Regions from separate parts of the Homo sapiens genome. Here region 2 is linked to region 1. Evidence: chromatin contacts called from ENCODE Hi-C data. All regions are on one chromosome and are shown on one strand. Each heading gives the region's core, a stretch centred on a gene start or an enhancer-like site at or near the end of the contact. The rest is flanking DNA. Distances are from core to core; before and after follow the strand shown. Region 1 overlaps PIK3R5 (phosphoinositide-3-kinase regulatory subunit 5). Region 2 overlaps STX8 (syntaxin 8).

Region 1 (7,225 bases), core at 3,226-5,725:
TTTGTGATATAAATTTCTCTCTCTGAACTACTTTAACTGTATCCCACCAATTTTGATACATTGTACATTCATTTTCATTCCTTCAGTGAATTTTTGGATTTCTCTTGAGACTTCCTCTTTGGCCCATGAATTATTTAGAAGTTTGTTTAGTTTTTGAGTATTTGGAGATTTTTCTGTGATCTTTCTATTATTGATTGCTAGTTTGATTCCATTGTGGTCATAGAATGCACTCTGTATGATTTCAGTTATTTTTAAGTAATTGAAAGTTTGGTTGTTTTAAGGCCCAAGATATGATCTATCTTAGTTTATGTTCCGTAAGTACTTGAAAAAAATGTGTATTCTGCTGTTGTTAGGTGGAGTGCTCTAACATGTTTATTAGATCCTGTTGACTGATAGTGTTGTTGAATTCTTATGCATCCTTGCTGATTTTCTTTACAGTTGTTCTATCAGTGGTTGAGAGAAGGATGCTGAAGTCTCCGATTATTTCTTGTTTTTTACTGTTTTTAAATTCGATCGCTTTTGGGGTACAGGTGGTTTTTGGTTACATGAATGAATTGTATAGTTGTTAAGTCTGGGATTTTAGTGGATCCACCATCTGAGTAGTGTACATTGTACCCAGTAGTTGGTTTTTCATCCCTCACCCCCTTCCATGTCTCCCCCATTCTGAGTCTCCAATGTCCGTTATACAACTCTGTATTTCTTTGCAAACCCATAGCCTAGCTCCCACTTAAAAGTGAGAACATGTGGTATTCAGTTTTCTGTTTCTGCCTTAATTTCCTTGAGATAATGGCCTCCAGCTTCATCCATGCTGCTGCAAAGGACATGATTTTGTTCTCTTTTTTTGGCTGTATAGCATTCCACTGTGGCAGTCCCCACTTATAATTATGAGTTTGTCTATGTTTTCTTTCTGTTCTCTCAGTTTTTGCTTCACATATCTTTTTGGTGTGAACACATTTAGGTTTGCTGTGTCTTTTAGTGAATTGACCTTATGTCATTATATAATGTCCCTCTCTGCTTCTGGTAATTCTCTTTGCTCTGAGCTCCACTTTATCTGATATTAATATAGCCATTGCTGCTTTCTTTTAATTAATGCTTGCACGATATATATTTTCCCACCCTTTTACTTTTAATTTGTCTATATATTTATATATAAAGTGAGTTTCTTGTAGACAGCAAATGGTTGGGTTATGTTTTATAATTCACTACAAATCTCTGTCTTTTAATTGGCTTATTTAGTCCATTTAAATATAATGTAATTACTGATATGTTAGGGCTCAAGTCTGCTATTTTGTTATTGGTTTTGCATTTTTTCCTATGGACTAACTGAACATTCTTTAGAATTCATTTTTTATTTTATCTGTAATGCTTTTATATATATCTATTTGTATAGCTTTTTGAATGGTCACTGCATATATTGTTACTTATCACAGTCCACTGTTATCATTTTACCAGTCCTAGTGAACTGTACCTCCCTTTATTTCCCTTTACCTGCCTCCATTTATAATATGATTGTCTTAAATATTTACTCAGCATACATTTAATGCTACATCAGACTGTGTTATTTTTTATTCAGCCATCTAAGATAACTTAGAAAACTCAAGAGGAGAAGGAAAATCTATTGTATTTACCCAGATTTTTCCCTTTCTTATTATTTCTTCCTGATGTTCCAAGATTTCTTTCTTTTATTATCCTTTTTTCTGTTTAGAGAATTTCCTTTGGCCATTCTTCTAGAGTAGGGATGCTGGTGACAAATTATTTCAGTTTTTCTCCCTCTGAGAGTATCTTGATTTCCTCTTCATTCCTGAAGGATATTTTTGCTGGATATTGGACTCTAGGCTGACAGTGCTTGTCCTTCAGCAATTAGAATATGTTATTCCACTTCCTTCTAGCATTCATAATTTTTGATGAAAAGTACACTGTCATTCAAATTATATTTCATCTAAGATAAGGTGTTGTTTCTCTCTTGATCCTTTCAAGATTTTTTCTTTGTCTTTAGTTTTCAGAATTTTGACTATGAGATGTCTTGGTGTGTATTTCTTGGCTTTATCCTGTTTATGGTTCACACAGCCTCTTAAAACTGTAGTTTTATATATTTTGCCAAATTTGACAAGTTTTATGTGATTATTTATTCAAGTACTTTTTCAGCCCTGCCTTCTTTCTCCTCTCCCAGGAGGTTCTCCTCTTCAGGTTCCACACTCAGCCTCCATTGCCAAGTTTTAAGTGATTATTTCTTCAAGTAGTTTTTCAGCCCGGCCTTCTTTCTCCTCTCCCACTGGTACTCCAATCACATGAATGTTAGACCTTTTGTCTGACATTACTAAGGGGTAGAGTGGGAGTTCCAGCTACCTATTAGGTTTTGTCTTTGTTTGTGCTGCTATAAAGGATACCCAAGGCTGAGTCATTTATAAATAAAAGAGGTTTATTTGGCTCACAGTTCCGCAGGCTGTACAAGAAGCATGGCATCAACATCTGCATCTGGTGAGAGCCTCAAGCCACATGCAGTCATGGTGGAAGGTTAAAAGGAGCTGGTGTGAAGAAATCACATGGTGGGAAACTGGGTGCAGGGGGAAGGTGCCAGGCTCTCAGGGGAACTAAGCTGGTTCCCAACCAGTTCTCAGGAATGAAGAGTGAGTACTCACTCACTCCCATGAGAATGACACCAAGCCATTCAGAGAGATTGGCTCCAACCATCCAAAGACCTCTCACCAGGCACCACCTCCAACACTGGAGATCAGATTTCAACATGAGACTTGGTGGGACCAAAAAAAAACATATCTAAGTTCTAACAGGCCTCCACTGATACGTCTCTGGCTAGAAACGGTAGGAGTGCCTCCTTACAGCTACAATGCCACCACAGCAGAGGGGATGACCTCATTACTTCTGGGCAGTGGTAAAAGTCTTGACTCCCTGCTAGGCTTCCTCTGACATCATCTTATCATGGAGGTGTCTCTTTACTGTCTGGTGGGGGTGGAAGTCCAGGCTCCTCACTGGTGTCCACTAACACTGTGGAGTGGGAGGGGGCTAATTACCGCTAATGGAGATAAAAGACCTGGCTATCTACTTGGCTTCTTCAGACAGTGGCCATGGCAGGGGATTTGGGGAACCTCATTACGGCCTGGCCAGGGTGGAAGTCTAAGCCGATTAACTGGCTTTTGCTGGTGGAGGTGGCACCACAATTTTCCCTGTGGAGTTTGGCTGGAATAGAGCAGGTATTGTCTAAAAGTGTCTGTCTTGCTAAGTTGCCTCTTTCCTCAGGCTTTGGCTAGAGAGAGCAGGCTTTTGTGAGGGCTTTATTTTAAATCTGCACCCATTTTTTCAGATTGCTGGCTGTTCAGCTCCAAGTCTGGAATCTATAAGGCAAAAAGAGAAGCCAGGGAACTCACCCATGCCATTCCTTGTCCCCAGGGTCCCTAGCCTGTGTGCCTTCTCTCTCTCTTTCAGGGTCTCTTATGTTAGTTTTATATATATTGTTCAGGGCTTGTAGTTGTATTTCAAATGGAATAGGGAAAAGCATATCTACTCCACTTACCCAGCACCATTTTTTAATTTATATATATATAACCTCTGTTATCTATGTGATAAAAAACAAGGCATAAAATATATATTATGAAAAATGTTTAATAAAAAATAAAAATTATTCCTATTTTTACCTCCCAGATATAATTTCTGTTAGCATTTGGACGTGTAACCATGTTGGGTAGTGACATGGTTTGGCTCCGTGTCCCCACCCAAATCTCATCTCCAATTGTACTCCCATAATTCCCATGTGTTGTGGGAGGGACCTGGTGGGAGATAATCTGAATCATGGGGGCAGTTTCCCCCATACTGTTCTTGTGGTAGTGAATAAGTCTCACGTGATTTGATGGTTCTATCAGGGGTTTTACTTTTGCATCTTCCTCATTTTTCTCTGGCTGCTGCCATGTAAGACGTGCCTTTTGCCTCCTGCTATGATTCTGAGGCCTCCCTAGCCGTGTGGAACTGTAAGTCCAATTAAACCTATTTTTCTTCCCAGTCTCAGGTATGTCTTTATCAGCAGCATGAAAATGGACTAATACGGGTAGTTTTTCTTTTGACATCGATATAGACATTTTTTTTCAAACTGGAAGAACCTTAGGGTTCTTTTGGATCCTGGGGCATTTCATAAACCCAGCTCTTCTGAGCAAAGCTTCCCAAAGCAGTTGCCTCTCTGTCACTTCTCTCTCCTTAGCCCATTCCATTTGGTCTTTTCTTCCTGCACTTGTTCTTTCATGGTCACTCAAACCCTCCATGTCACCAGATCCAGTGGCCACTTCTCTGCCCTCATGCTGTAGACCTTGCAGTGGCATTCCTCACTCCCTCCTTGAAACATGCTTGTTTTGGATCCTGTCACATCGTGTTCTCCTCCTGCTCATGAGCTGCATCTTCTCAGTGTCTTTTTGTGATACTTCCGGTGCCACCTCTTAACACTGGAGGTGTTCTCCTCACTCTTCTCGCTTCACATGGTTCACAGCCTCAGTGACCACAGCACCATGTGAACTCCCAAATAGAGAGCTGTAGCCCAGACCTCTCCATTGGGGTCTGAAGGGGATAGAACTCGGACAAAGCAGGACTCTTGTTTTCCTCTCCCAAATTGTCCTCTCCCCAAACTTCTCCATCTCAGTGAATGTGATGCATCTATCTGCATTAAAGGAAAAGACAAAAGGGGATGAAGCATCCAAGGAAAAAGTGCACACCCACTTGGGGACCAAAATGTACTCAGCCATGATGCAAGCTGTACCCACTTATTATAGAGATTTTGGCCTGAACCTAAGCCTGGATTTTCTTAATCCATTTCCATCTGATTTAGACATAATGTCAATCCCTCATTCTGGCTTGTCAGTGTTGGTTTCAGTTTGGATTGTATGCATGTGTGTTCCTTTTTTCTCTATCTATCTATCTATCCATCTACTATCTATCTACTATCTATCTATCTATCCATCTACTATCTATCCATCTACTATCTATCCATCTACTATCTATCTATCATCCATCTACTATCTATCCATCTACTATCTATCTCTCCATCTACTATCTACCTATCCATCTACTATCTCTCCATCTACTATCTATCTATCTATCCATCTACTATCTATCAATCCATCTATCTATCAATCTACTGTCTATCCATCTACTATCTATCCATCTACTATCTATCTATCTATCCATCTACTATCTATCATCTACTAGCTAACCATCTATCTATCTACCCATCTACTATCTATCTATCCATCTACTATCTATCTATCTATCCATCTACTTTCTGTCTATCTATCTACCCATCTATCCATCTACTATCTAGCTATCTATTCATCTACTATCTATCTATCCATCTACTATCTATCTATCCATCTACTTTCTATCTATCCACTATCTATCTATCCATCTATCCATCTACTATCTATCTATCTATTCATCTACTATCTATCTATCTATCCATCTACTATCTAACTATCTATCTGGTATATTTGGTGAGAAGTTGGGAGAGACTGCATCAGTGCCTGATGCCCTAATGTCATAGTAAGTTGTCCATTAGAGATCTAGAGAGTTCTAGACTGGGCTAAACGGGACTCTTGACATCAGCGTTTGTTTCATAAAAAGTTGTAAAAACCACACCTGGCCAAGTATCGGGAGGAGTGTCTGATTTCAGTTCTGTCCACAAACCTGATGAGTATCTGTTTTCTTGTTAGAGAGGTTTCGCTCTAAAGCATATTCATGAATGGGATGGAGGGGGAGAATTTGAGAGATTTTTCTTGCATAATTGGGCAGGAGTTCAAAGAGAGTAAAAAGGAGACTAGTGAAGATGTGCCCGTGTCTGAGAACAATGACCTGCTGTTGGATTAATGGAGAGAAGACGGGGTGGTAAATGGTTTATCACTCTGGAAGAGAAGAAAAGCTGTGCAAGGGAAAAGATAATGGATTGGACCAGTCTACCCCAAACTTATTCTGATAGTAAAGCATCTAGAAGTCACAGTGCTCTGGAAGGAGAAAAATCTTCCTTGCCCAAAACTATGAAATATTCATATCTGTCTTACAAACTAGAAATGATTCTACCTGTAGAAAGTGAGCAGCCTGTGTCAGGCTGCAGGTGGCTCACGCCTGTAATCCCAGCACTTTGGGAGGCTGAAGCCAGCAGATTGCTTGAGCTCAGGAGTTCAAGATCAGCCTGGCAACATGGTGAAACCCCACCTCTACAAAAAAAAAAAAAAATTAGCCAGGCATTGTGACATGTGCCTGTAGTTCCAGCTACTTGAGAGGCTGAGGCAGGAGGATCGCTTGAGCCCAGGAGGTCAAGGCTGCAGTGAGGTATGATCACACCACTGCACTCCAGCCTGGGAGGCAGAGCAAGACCCTGTCTTGAAAAGGAAAGGGAAGGGAAGGGGAAGGGAGGGGAGGGGGGGAGGGGAGGGGAGGGAAGGGAAGGGAAGGCTGCAATGTCACAACTGCAATCTTTTTCCACACCCAGAAGGCTGCAGTGAGGTATGATCACACCACTGCGCTCTGGCCTGGGAGGCAGAGCAAGACCCTGTCTTGAAAAGGGAAGGGAAGGGGAGGGGAGGGGAGGGGAGGGGAGGGGAAGGGAAGGGAAGGGTGCAATGTCACAACTGCAATCTTTTTCCACATCCAGAAAAACCAGAAAGCTGCCAATATATGTGTAATTGGCCTTTCTTGAGTTTTTACATTTACATTCATTTGCTGCTTTATTCTCCTGTGCACATTGTCTAACCATTAAGATGGGCTCCATATTTAAAGGTGGTAGGATTAAACAGTCTCCCGTGTAAGTGCCCAAGGTTTAGCCCAGGTGCCCAAAGAATTCGGTTGCTGCCTGGAGCTTATTGCTTGTTTTATTGTTATAGTCTTCCTCTGGTTTCCCAGCTTGGCAGTAATTTCAGTTTGCCCACCCCTGGCTCCAGTATAGCTGCTCTTACTTGCATGGGGAAGCTAAATTGCCTACAGCATACTTCATTTACCAGCTGAGAGAATACTCTGTACCGCAGTCTCCTCATCTGTAAAATGGGGGTAAGGAGTGTCTACCTCACATGGATTTAATGACTTAATTCATAGAAACACCTAGAACGGTGCCTGCCACATAGTAAGCTTTCAATTCCTATTAGCTGCTATTATTAAAATTATTATATGAAAAGGTGACATTGTACATCCTGTTGTCTTTTCGGTACTGTACCTGGGTAGAGTGGACCAGAGAGACCTT
Region 2 (7,225 bases), core at 3,248-5,747, 510 kb before region 1:
ACTCACTGCAAGCTCCGCCTCCCGGGTTCATGCCATTCTCCTGCCTCAGCCCCCCAAGTAGCTGGGACTACAGGCGCCCGTCACCACTCCCAGCTATTTTTTTTTTTTTTGTATTTTTAGTAGAGACGGGGTTTCACCGTGTTAGTCAGGATGGTCTCGATCACCTGACCTCGTGAGCCACGGCGCCCAGCCAAGGTGGGGTACATTTTAAGAAAAACATTTCAGGACCCACGTATGTTGTTTCATTCATTTAGCTAGATGGATTATATCCCTTTTGGCTGTAGCTTGCCTGAGAACCAGTGGCTTGATTCCCACAGTCAGACTGTAACGGATTCCTTCCCTGCAGAGTCTGTTTTTCTCTCATCCCTCCATATACCACTCTTTTGTTTTTAAAATTTTTTAAATTGACAAAAATTATTATTAGGTAAAATATATTGTTTGAAATATATATACATTGTAGAATGAATAAATGGAGATAGTTAACATATATGTTACCTCATATACTTAAACCTTTGAAAATACTGTTCTTGTGACACGATTTGATGCTCAAAAAACTCTGGTTGTTTTCTTATTATCTAAAGGATGAAGTTAAAATTCCTTAGGCTGTTACTAAAGGCCCTCTTTAATCGAACGCTCGTTTTCTTCTACTCCATGTAAGTTTCCTCTATTTCAATTCCACATATATCTTCTATTTACCTATTATGGTTCTAGGTGCTCTTTAAGCAGTGGGTATAAAGCCTTATGTTTTTAATTTGTCTGGGGAAACAGGGCATGTTTTCACAATCCAGATAAGTAACGATGAAAGTCAGCATGCATATCGTTAAGCAGAAACTGACGTATATGGGTGAACATCACTTGAATCCTGGACTCTTCAGGGTTCTGTCTTTGGGTCTCTCTCACTCTGCATGCTCTTATTGGGGTCCTCTCCTGTTCATAATGGCTAATGCTTATCCTAATCTCCTGTGCTCTAGCCTTTTTTAGATGTTAACGTTTCAATCTGTACTTTTCTACATTCCTAGATCCATATTTCCAACTTTACTCAGCATCTTCACCTGAACGGTCCTTCAAATGCAACATGTCTAAAACACGGCTCAGTATCTTTCCCCACAAACCTGTTCCATTCCTTTTGTTCTTTATCTTGGTTATTAGTGTCACCCTCCAACTTATTTTCAAGGTTATGAGGTAGGAGATCAGCAGGACTTGTTTTCTGAGCACCAGTCACAACCCACTGATTGGAGAAAGATGTGGTCAAAACAGGGCGTGCAGTGAAGAAGCCAGCTGAAACCAGCAAATGGTGATGAAAGTGACCTCCAGTTGCCCTCACTGCTCATTAACATAAAGGCACTCCCAGCAGTGCCATGGCAGTTTACAAATGCCGTGGCAACATGCCATGGGAATGACCTGAAAGTTATCTTCTATGCATCTAGAAATGCCCCACCCCTTTTCTAAAAGGTCTAAATAACCCACCTCTTCATTTGCATGCAACTAAAAGTAGATATAAATACAGCTAGCCAACAGCCCATATGCTGCTGCTCTGGACACACTGCCTATGAGTTAGCCCTGCTCTACAAGGAACAGTACCTCTGCTGCACACTGCCGCTCACCTCTGGCTCACCCTTGAATTCTTTCCTGGGTGAAGCCAAGAACCCTCCCAGGCTAAGCCTGCCTGCCCTATATCAGTTAGACATCTGCAGCCAGTCACTGAATTCAGTTGATTTCACCTCTGAAACTGTCTCTCACATTTTTCTTCCCACCTCTGCTGCCTTAATTTGCTTTGATCCCAGACCCTGTCTTCTCTGCCTTGGAACTATGGCTATACCTAGCTGGGTTTCCTGCCACAAGTCCTTTAGTGTTCCACTCTGTCTTCCCCTCTGCTAACGCAATTAGTTTCTTAAAAACAAATCTGATTGTGTTGTTTTCATGCTAAAATCCTCTAGTGGCTTCTTGTCACATTGAGGATGAAATAGCAACTTTAAGATCCTGACATACTGGCTGGGCGCAGTGGCTCACGCCTGTAATCCCAGCACTTTGGGAGGCTGAGGCCGGCGGATCACGAGGTCCAGAGATCGAGACCCTCCTGGCTAATATGGTGAAACCCTGTCTGTACTAAAAATACAAAAAATTAGCCGGGCATGGTAGCACCTGTCTGTAATCCCAGCTACTCAGGAGGCTGAGGCAGGAGAATTGCTTGAACCTGGGAGGCGGAGGTTGCAGTGAGCCGAGATTGCGCCAGTGCACTCCAGCCTAGGCGATAGAGTGAGCCTCCGTCTCAAAAAAAAAAGATCCTGACATACTAAAGCCCGTTTTACCCCCTAGGCAGCATCATCTCTTCTGTAGCTGCACTGACTACAGCAATCCATCTCACCACTCCTTACCTTCTTCTGTGCTGTTCTCCTTGCTTATGATGCTCAAGAAGAGCATCTTTCTTACCTAAAAGACACACACAACCGTAGTTCAAATATCATCTTCCCCATTAAACTCTTCCTCACTTTCCTAGGAAGAGTTGGCCCATTTCTCTGGGTCCTCACAATACTCTGTGGAGCAGCTAGAGTTTTCACTCTTTTGGATTCCCACCCTCCCTTCCCCCGTTTTAATATCTGTGACCCCCTGAAGTACTCTGTGTATTCCTTAAGAGAAGGGGCCACATTTTTTCCCATTCTTTTTTCCCCCACATACAAAAAATGGTAATATTTAATGCCTACAACATGATGAGTTTGGAGATAGGTGTACATCCATGAAACCATCATCACAATCTATGGAGGAGGAACTTCTTATCTCCAGTAGGGCCAATAGGTAGTTTTTGACTGAATGAAAGAATGAATGGATGCTTTTCATGAGTGATATTGTGGGCCGAAGAGATTGAGAAAAGCTTATAGTGATGAAGGATCTTTGATTTCATCCCAAACCACTAATTGAGCATCTGTGCAATGCAAGTGCTCACGACAAAGCTATGAAGTGGAAATTACTATTTCCGTTTTGCTGATTTTGAAACTAAAGACTTGGGTTATTTGGTTAAGACCGTCTAGCTCATCATAAGTGAAGGAGACGTGATTTGAACCCACACTGGCCTGGGGTCCAGGCGTATGCCTTGTCTTCCACATCAAAACGCTAGTGTCAAAGAATAAATCTTAGGAGTGCATTATGACGATGGTGATTTTGAGATTATAAAGCATTTGGGAGCTCACAAAGGAAGCCTGTGGTTTTGTAGAGGACTAGAACTATTTTCACAACTGGTTTCCCTGACTGCATCCATATCTGTGTGGCCTTAATATTGTTTGACTCACAAAGGAAACTTGTTGATCCAGAGTGAACCAGTTCAACTTTCTTCTCCTCAATCTCAAGAGTATTCCATGGAGGAAAATGTTCTAAACTGCACCTGAGCTATAAACAATTTACTCTGAAGGTAACAGTGTTAGTATTCCAGTACGTAAACCTTTAGCTAATAACAATCAAAGTAGCCTAATTTGGAAAGTACACAGAAGGTTAGAGGGAAAGCTTGTAAATGTTTTCAAAGACTCTGTATTTAATTCTATCACCAGCTAGCAAAATAAATAGGCCAGCTGCTAGCTCTGAAACAGACACGTGGTGGAAATGAAATGTTAATAGTTGAAATGCCTTGCTCATTCGAAACCAAAAGGAACATGAAGTACACTTTCTAGTTTATGAGAGACAAGGTGAAAGTTCCCAAAACACATTTGTGGTGACTGCATTTAAAATTGCTTCCTCATCTTTTATTTTAGTGGCTAATACTTTAGTGTGGCCTATGTGTGACTAGAGGGCATTTTTTTTTTCTTCCGATTTAGATGGAAGGTTTGGAAATAAATGGAGAGTGGAAATCGGGAGATGTTAAATTCTACTTTTCCATGTGTCTAAGTTGTTTGCTCTAGTTTGTAAGCTGCAGGCCAGACTTTTCTGAGGAATGGGAGGTTACTTTCAATAATGTGCTAAGATTGACCTGAGATATTTAGCCAGCACATCTGCTTGCAAGCTCTGGCCGTATGTGAGGAGCTTATACTGGAATTAATTAACTCTGTTTGGTATTCTGAAATGTTTGCTCCACATCTTGTTTTACCATCACAAAACTTACAAAATCAATTGGAACTTTTTTATTTTTACTTAAGAACTTAAAAAAAAAAGCCAGGTGAAAAAGAGAATCTGAAAAGCAGTTGTTTTCCTGCTTGAAGCAAACTTTCAAGAACGAGCATTAGAATCAGAATTTATTTTTTCAAATACTTCTTTTTAACTTAAAATGATGGTGAAGTGTAACTCTTTCATCCATTACATTAATGCCATTTTTGAAATGTTTGATTTTATTAGAAAACAAGGAGATTGAAGTGAGAGGGGTATCCTGTATGCTGAGATAGTCACAGCATTACAAAATGTTTTATGAACCAAAATGTTGTCCTAGGAACACTCTGACTTCAGAAAGGAAAAGGAAGGGAGGTTTCTGGGAAAGCTCTGCAAGCATAGCCTTGACCTGTATTTGGAGACAGTACAGCACTCGTGGTCTTAACACCATGATGTTAATGTCAGAACGTTTGGCACTATGTTGTTGCTAACCTGCTGTTCTTAAACAAGTGAGCCTTACCTTGTTACTTTTCTCAGTTAGTAAAATTGGGAAGAGGACTACCTTCTAGAATTCAGCCACAGCACCAGTGTCATGACTGTGTTCTCTCTTCCTTTAAACCTGCTGCCCTTGGCCAGCCGCGGTGGCTCACGCCTGTAATCCCAGCACTTTCAGAGGCCGAGGCAGGTGGATCACAAGGTCAAGAGATCGAGACCATCCTGGCCAACATGGTGAAACCCCATCTCTACTAAAAAACAAAAAAACAAAAAAAACAAAACAACAACAACAACAACAACAAAAACCCTGCTACCCAATGAGATGCTCAGCAACTCATAATTTATTAAAAAATGAGCCAAAGGCCAGGCGCAGTGGCTCACACCTGTAATCCCAGCACTTTGGGAGGCCGAGGCAGGTGGATCACGAGGTCAGGAGATCGAGACCATCCTGGCCAACATGGTGATACCCCATCTCTACTAAAAAAAAAAACAGAAAAATAAAACAACAACAACAAAAATGCTACTACCCAATGAGATGCTCAGCAACTCATGGTTTATTAAAAAACAAGCCAAAGGCTGGGCGCAGTGGCTTACACCTGTAATCCCAGCACTTTGGGAGACCAAGGCAGGTGGATCACGAGGTCAGGAGATGGAGACCATCCTGGCCAACATGGTGAAACCCCATCTCTACTAAAAAAAAACCAAAACAACAACAACAAAAAAACCCCTGCTACCCAATGAGATGCTCAGCAACTCATGATTTATTAAAAAACAAGCCAAAGGCCGGGGGCAGTGGCTCACGCCTGTAATCCCAGCACTTTGGGAGGCCGAGGCGGGTGGATCACGAGGTCAGGAGATTGAGACCATCCTGGCTAACATGGTGAAATCCCGTCTCTACTAAAAATACAAAAAATTAGCCAGGCATGGTGGCGGTCGCCTGTAGTCCCAGCTACTTGGGAGGTTGAGGCAGGAGAATCACTTGAGCCTGGGAGGCAGAGGTTGCAGTGAGCCAAGATCACGCCACTGCACTCCATCCTGGGCAACAGAGCGAGACTCTGTCTCAAAAAAAAAAAAAAAAAAGCCAAAACCACTGAGCCCAACTGTCCGTCAACAGATGAATGTGTAAACAAGTTGTAGTATGTACTTAAAATGGTCTATTATTCAGCCATAAAAAGAATGAAGTTTTGATATATGCGATTACATATATGAACCTGGAAGACATTCAGTGAAATAAGCCAGATACAAAAAGACAAATATTGTATGATTTCACTTATATGGAATATCTAGGATAGGCAAATTCACAGAGAAAGAAAGTAGATTAGAGGTTACCGAGGCTAGGGGCAGGGGGAAATGGGGAATTATTACATAATGGTTAGAGTTGCTGTTTGAGATAATTTTAAAGTTTTGGAAATAGATAAGTGGTGGTGGTTATACCACACTGTTAGTGTAATTAATGCCACAGAATTATATACTTTAAAATGGCAAATTGTTTTATATATAATATATATTTTATTTATATATAAATTATATATAATTTATATTTTATTTATATATAAATTATATATATTTTATATTTTATATATAAATTATATATATTTTATATTTATATTTATTTATATATAAAATATATATATTATATAGAATATATATATTATATAGAATATATATATTATATAGAATATATATATTCTATAGAATATATTATATATAATATATAATATATAATATATATATTATATATAATATATTCTATATAATATATAATATATATATTATATATAATATATTCTATATAATATATATTATATATATTATATATAATATATAATATATTATATATAATATATTCTATATAATATATAATATATATAATATATATTATATATTATATATAATATATATAATATATAATATATAAAATATATATGTTATATATAATATATAAAATATATATGTTATATATAATATATAAAATATAATATATATAATATATAATATAATATAAAATATATAATATATATTTTTTTGAGATGGAGTCTTGCACTGTCGCCCAGGCTGGAGTGCAGTGACGCGATCTCAGCTCACTGCAAGCTCCGCCTCCTGGGTTCACGCCATTCTCCTGCCTCAGCCTCCCGAGTAGCTGGGACTACAGGTGCCCGCCACCACGCCCGGCTAATTTTTTGTACCTTTAGTAGAGATGGGGTTTCACCGTGTTAGCCAGGATGGTCTTGATCTCCTGACCTCATGATCCGCCTGCCTAGGCCTCCCAAAGTGCTGGGATTACAGGTGTGTGAGCCACCGTGCCTGGCCTATTTACATATATTTATATATTTATAATATATAAATATATGTTATATATAAATATTTATTATATATTATATATAAATATATGTATATAAAATATATAATAAAAATATATAAATAATGTATTTATATATTTTATATATAATATATAAAACAAAATGTGCCATTTTGCCATTTTAGATATATATATCTCAAAACAATTTTAAAAAATTAATAGTATAACATTCCAAAAACTATGTAATTATACAGTTTAAATGGGTAAATTTGTGGCAGGTGAATTATGTCTCAATAAAACTGTTTTAAAAACCCCACTGAGTATATAGTAAGGGATTGGGATGTTCTGGTTAACTGAATCTTC

Evidence for each region. Hi-C counts contacts between places; a loop is a spot of excess contacts on that map. Pooled maps may share reads with other maps.
Region 2: a pooled map shows a loop between it and region 1 (4-fold over the local background). The contact joins two enhancer-like sites. A Hi-C loop is called at or near these places in 2 of 37 single-sample maps with no recorded cell type and 3 of 50 pooled maps.

The regions. Positions count from the first base shown.
Region 1 is chr17:8,923,246-8,930,470 of GRCh38, reverse strand. The region is part of intron 1 of PIK3R5 (phosphoinositide-3-kinase regulatory subunit 5); the gene reads left to right. Among named protein-coding and RNA genes, the nearest start is that of PIK3R5, 39 kb to the left of the region's middle. Within about 2 kb of position 4,475, at least 3 of the 41 ENCODE cell types and tissues checked have a DNase peak (open chromatin) inside an H3K27ac peak, as active enhancers do.
Region 2 is chr17:9,429,068-9,436,292 of GRCh38, reverse strand. All of the region lies in intron 6 of STX8 (syntaxin 8), which reads left to right. Among named protein-coding and RNA genes, the nearest start is that of STX8, 140 kb to the left of the region's middle. Within about 2 kb of position 4,497, at least 3 of the 41 ENCODE cell types and tissues checked have a DNase peak (open chromatin) inside an H3K27ac peak, as active enhancers do.